Linked DNA regions of Homo sapiens: region 1 is linked to region 2. Evidence: chromatin loops called from intact Hi-C (ENCODE). Cell type or tissue: mammary epithelial cell. All regions are shown on one strand. Links, peaks and the distances in the headings refer to the core of each region. The heading gives the core; the rest is flanking DNA. Region 1 overlaps LOC105372076 (a long non-coding RNA gene). Region 2 has its middle 860 kb from the start of MIR924.

Region 1 (2,929 bases), core at 220-2,719, 64 kb after region 2:
TTCTTCTAAATTTCAATTTAACTTTCACTTTTAATTCACCATTTAAATCAGGTAAATTCACTCTGCAAATATAATCAAGGGATGTTCATATTGTATTAATAGATTGCTTTAGTTTTTTAGTTCTCACAACTTAATTATTTAGCGCCCAATTCCCTTATTTAATGTTAGCATATTAAGGCAAAATCTAATTTGCAGTAAGCAGCTTGAGGCCACAGAATCACAAAAAAGAGTAGATGGAGGCCTGTGAATATGTTGAATTTTTTATTTTGTCAGTGCATCTAAGAAGCTGATGGATGTAGTCTTGCGTCTTTCAGCATTTCGGTTGAGTAAAGCAGGGTAGATATTTAGCAGGGATGCTTGCATTTTAAGAATATTTAGTAGTTCCCCGTCTGAATAGGGGGCAATGTCTGTCACTGGGCCAAAAATACATTAGATATGAGCAAAAAATAAAGGAGAAAAGAATTACACAAGAAAAAATGAGTAAAATTTTGTCGCATAGAAGATGATTGGTAAATAAACATTTACAGGCCATTTCTGCTCTAGCAGTGTTGAATGTATCTAATCTACTCATGACGCCCTCCCTGTTCATACTGCTGTATGTTTCTACCTCAGAATATATTCTTAGACTGAGGTGGAGACAGCTAAACTAAGTAAAAGGTAAATTAAGGCAAATTAGAAAAGATTTATTCAGAACACCTATTATGGGTCGGCCATTTGCCGGACACTGTAGTTGACAATAACTGGAAGAGAATCCTCATCCTCAGCAGCAATCCTGGTAAGGAACCCCTCAGTGCTTTTGGGGTTTAGATAATCACTAATTCCACCCCCCATCACCCCTCACATTAAACAGCTGTACAACAATGTGTCAGTGTGGAGTCAAGAACTGCTTTGGATCTTTACATAAAACCTGGAGTTGCTAGAGGACTTAAACATAGAAGCAATGAGGTTGTCAACATGTAGGGAAGGTTTGTTCTTAACTGCTGAGTGACTGGAGAGGCTGTGGCTAGGCAGGAACAGTAGAGTAACCTTGGCATTTGGATTTGAAGGGAGGGATGTAGAGGGATGTTCAGCTTGAAACTCTCCCAAATGCTTTATGAAACCATATGAGTTTGGCGATTATAAAAATAACACTCACATATAATGATTGTCTCCTCTTAAAATGAGATCTGAGCGCCAGTTTGAAGCTCCAGTGATGGGTAATTCAGTGGAAGCTGCCTTTGGCAACTTGCAAAGAACTGTCTGAGGATACAGCTTTGCTATTTCTTAGTAATATTTGTCTTTAAGGAGAAGAAATGAGTCACGGTCAAATTTCACAAGTCCCTGCCTTAGACTGATTGAATCATCCACTATGCCCAGCTTCTAGCCTCCTCTAAGTCAGTCTAATTGAAAAGAAATTCAGATTTTGAGTGACTCTAAAACAGATCATTAATGGAAAGGCTGAAAGAGAGATTTGAAACCAGCTTTTATATTCCAATTACAAGAAAATTTACAGTCAGCAAGTACTATGTTTAGATTAGCCTATTACATGTTAAAGGAAGTGGCCATGGTGGTTCCAGCAAAGAGTTCACTGAACTAACAAAACACATCTCTATCCAAACTCACAGGCTTCAAAAGCATATGCTCATTCATAGACTTCACTGTGGAACACCAGAACGAGTAATTGCTCTGAAGACAGACAGTCATCACTTTAAATCTCTACTCTCCTCTTTGTCATTTATTATCTATGTAACCTTGGACATGTCTATTCAATTGTGTTAGTTTCAGAATGCGTATCTGTTGCAGAGTTGCCATGTTTATCAAGTGCGTTTTATAGTTACCTATTTAGCACAGTGCCTCAAATAGGGTAACCTCTCAACAAATGTTAGTTACCATTATTATTATTATTATTATTATTATTATTATTATTATTATTATATCAGACATTATCACCATTGCTTTTTTCTTCCTTGCAGGCAAAACTACATTTCTCTGGAGTGCCCAATCCTCTCCAATGTGACTTGGATAATTCTCAATAATTTAAGCAACTTGGAGTCCTAATGTTTTTTGCCAGAGACTAATTTAGAGTTTGCCAATGGACTGTCTCTGACCAATGAAGAAGTGAGGGGTGGTCTCCTGGGAGCTTCTTTGAAAGGTTCCCTCACTTCACAAAGAACATGAGGAAGAAATACTTGCTCTTTTGAATGTTATGTTCCTGTATAGGGCACCTAAACTGATATTGCCATGGGCATCAATGAAGGACATTAGGCAAAGGCAAAGACAACATGTAGAGAAAGATAGAACTAAAAGGCAGAAGCAACCCACGTTCAAACGTCATCATGAAGCCACTGAATTAGCCTAGTAATGGACCTCAGTGCTTAACTATTATTGAGATACTTCATTTTCTTTATTGTGTAAGCTAATTTAAGGCATATTTTCAGCATTCTGAATCTTAAAGCATCCTAAATGATGCATTATTAAATAAATATTATATTTTTCTCCAGGCCCCGACCCTTCTATCATATAAACAGACATATGTAGATGTGTGTATAAAAGCATACACACAATAGAAAAAGGCTGACATATAGAACAGCATGCCAGCTTAATATGTGGCCCTACTAAATGATAAGTCTACTAAGAAAAATCTGTTTTATTTTATTTGTCTGGGATTGGCTAAGAGTCTCATATGGTAAATATTCTGAAAAAGGCAGTATTTTCTCTCAAATGACTTATAATCAAGCAAAGAGCAAAAGTGTATAAACAACTTTCATGCAAGTCTGTGTGTAGTCTGTATCTTAGGAGAGGTATAAGACTGAGAAAGGAAAGATTGCAAGGGGTGGCTCATGATCTCTGACCAAGGAGGCACCATTTGCATCACAAACAATATGCATTTATGTTCCATTTACTTGGCATTATAATTAGTACCTCTAGTCTAATAAAAATGTTGCCCCTT
Region 2 (2,929 bases), core at 219-2,718:
TTCAACTATCTCTCATTCCATGTCCTTATAAGCCTGACAGAGAATGAAGAGGACAGGGATCAGATGTCAGTACACCAATTCCTTGGAAAGAAACCTACATCTCAGTTTAAAAATGTTATGATAACTATGTAAAAATAATTTATATATTAGTATATGTTTGTGTGTATGTGTTAAAATCAATACATCTGGCTAAGTCTTTGCGTAAGTCCATATATTTGTGTATAATGAATTTCTTGAAATCATTAATAGGAATGCAAAATGTTTAGACTTTTCCTCCTAAGAAACCCTAAAGCATCACACTGACAGAAAAAGTGCCTGTATCATAACAGTCTTTCTGTGGTGTGTCTTTTTTATTGTTTTAATTTTAGCCAACTTAATGAATTAAAAATAAGCATAGTTGATTTAATATTTCTTTGCTTACTAGTAAGATTGGGTATTATTACATATGCTTACTGGAGAGTTGTATACCTGACCCTGTCCTTTATCAATTTATTTTGTTGGTGTGCTTTTTTTTCTTATTGATTTATGTATAAATACTTCTATCAATCAATCTTCTATCTTTTTTTATGTTTTGGTCATAATATTCTTTAGGAAAAGTGAGCATGCACTTTTATGTGGACTAATCTTTTTTTTTTTTAATGTGGACTGATCTTTTTTTTTTTTCTTTTTTGAGATGGCAGGAGTGCAGTGGCATGATCTCAGCTCACTGCAACCTCCGCCTCCCAGGTTCAAGCAATTCTCCTACCTCAGCCTCCTGAGTAGCTGGGACTACAGGTGTCCACCACCATGCCCAGTTAATTTTTGTATTTTTAGTAGAGATGGGATTTCACCATGTTGCCCAGGCTGGTCTCGAACTCCTGACCTCAGGTGATCCACCCATCTTGGCCTCCCAAAGTGCTGGGATTACAGGCATGAGCCACCGTGCCCAGCCTATGTGAACTAATCTTTATAGGTCCCCTTTACATCATTCTTATCCCAATGGCCTCTGTCTTCATTTTTTGATATTGTTGTTATGTTTTCATTTTGTCTCAATCTCCACTCTTAAACCTGTGACTTGTCACTTTGAAACCTTGCTTTGCCTTTTGCCTGATACATTCCTGGAAATCCACCCCAATTTCCATTCTCTGGTCAGAAGTCTTTGTATTTGTCTTAATATCTCTGTTCTAAATGATGGGTTTTGTTTTTCTCTGGGTTGATAACCTCTGGGAAGATAACCTCTCTATTCTATCTCCTCTTCCAGTTTTGTACTTTCTTCCAATACTAAACCCCATCCCACAGCCCATTTACTCTCTTTATTCTCTTGTTTTCTAGATAGAATCTGACATGTAACATTTACATAAGCAAGTGAATAGTTTTAATGTATTTTGTGCCCTTCCTCTATATATGAATATTACAGAAACAATGAGACTGCACGCCAAGCAATTTCAGGAATTATAAAACTATGGATGTATGTGAGACAATGCTTGTAGACTTACAATACAGCAAATTTTTTCAGAAGTGAATTAAAAGTTGTCTAAGGTAAATTGTCAGTTTCTCCTGCTGTAGACATTCCTGACAATTTGCTCATGCTAGTAAGCCAAGAGTCATCCCTTTAAAAATATTACTCATAGGAGACATAGTGTCTTCTATTGTGTGTAATTACAATGAATTATTTCAGATAATAACATTGGAAAATGATAAAAAATGTTGTATGGCCCCTGTGCCTTGTGTACTGCCCTATCCACATCCATATTGCCTTATAATAAAATGGCAAATGGCTTATTTGCTTTTTGGTTTGGGTAGGTACTGGCTGAGTTGACACACTCTTAAATTTCATCTATTTTCAATCAAATGCTCTACATAAACTTGGCTTCTCTCAGCTGTCTGAGCCCATTACTAAGTTATATATTCCTTTTTCATTGCTCCATCACAGTGCTATAGATTTGAATGACACAAGTCATCTGTGATTGCACTTATGAAAGGTTCTATAGTAACTTAAGATATTGTTTTCAGATTGGACCACATTGTGCAACTCATATCCTAGTTCTGCCTTGACTCCCAAAAGGACTTCTTATGTAGATAATAATATATTTGAATAAAAAACATCCAGTCCAAAATATTTGCACACACAGTAATTGAATGACTGCAGCTAGAAGATAATTTTCTTATTATTAATCCTGAACAGTTTAGCTCTACAGAATACCTGTACATTTCCAATATGTGCTCAGTTTCATTGAATTTTTTTTTCTCTCTGACATCTGGTTATTTAATCTTCTGCCAACATTGTGTCTGTAAAGCATATTTTTCCAGCTATGCCCACTCAGCTTTTAGACTATTGATGTTTTCATAGAGAACAGTGCATGTGTGTCAAATTTAGCTATTGATCTATGTTTATTTGTTAATGCATACAGTTGTTTAGACAGTGTTATGGCTTGCCTGATTATGGATGTATAAATAAAAGGAGGGAAAAGAAAAAAATACTTCTTTTTATATAAATTTCATTGTTGAGTAAAGACTGTTTATTTGAATCGAAAATCCATTGGAATCAATGTTTCTTTAGATATGAGTTATCTTTTTCCATTTTTCAATATCAAATGGAAGTAATAGGATGTAGAGCTATAATATAGAGAGAATTCTATTTTTCAACAAAATAAATCTTTTTTAACCATATTGTGTCAAATTGTCTTAAAAATAAATTTTCTGTATACTCCAAAATATTTCTCCCTATTAAATACTGTCAAAACAAGATTTATTTTTTAATTCCCACCTATTAAAGATTCTTTGCTAAAAGTTTTCAAATATAACATCTTGCTTGAGTAATTTTGTTACTAGTCATTTTCCAGTACTGATTTTCTCTACTTATTCTGTGCAATATTTAGGATGAAGCTGCAATTTAAATAGCTTTAAAAGTATTAATATTGACCTTTATTTTCATCAAAACTGGCAAAAA

What was found. Hi-C counts contacts between places; a loop is a spot of excess contacts. Peaks named below come from ENCODE experiments on the same cell type or tissue, not always from the same donor. Only the 100,000 strongest peaks of a DNase experiment are listed, where the experiment ranks them.
Region 1: a loop joins it to region 2, with 2.0 times the contacts of the local background. A loop is called at or near these places in 3 of 110 quality-filtered maps.

What each region holds. Positions count from the first base shown.
Region 1 is chr18:38,694,467-38,697,395 of GRCh38, reverse strand. It overlaps LOC105372076 (a long non-coding RNA gene), which reads left to right. Exons shown (of 4, transcript XR_935395.2): 4 at 1,953-2,410. Among named protein-coding and RNA genes, the nearest start is that of MIR924, 930 kb to the left of the region's middle. In mammary epithelial cell, for the core only: no CTCF peak of the experiment used is centred there; a DNase peak (open chromatin) is centred at 1,315.
Region 2 is chr18:38,758,330-38,761,258 of GRCh38, reverse strand. No RefSeq gene overlaps it. Among named protein-coding and RNA genes, the nearest start is that of MIR924, 860 kb to the left of the region's middle. In mammary epithelial cell, for the core only: no CTCF peak of the experiment used is centred there; a DNase peak (open chromatin) is centred at 1,578; H3K27ac peaks cover 831 bases.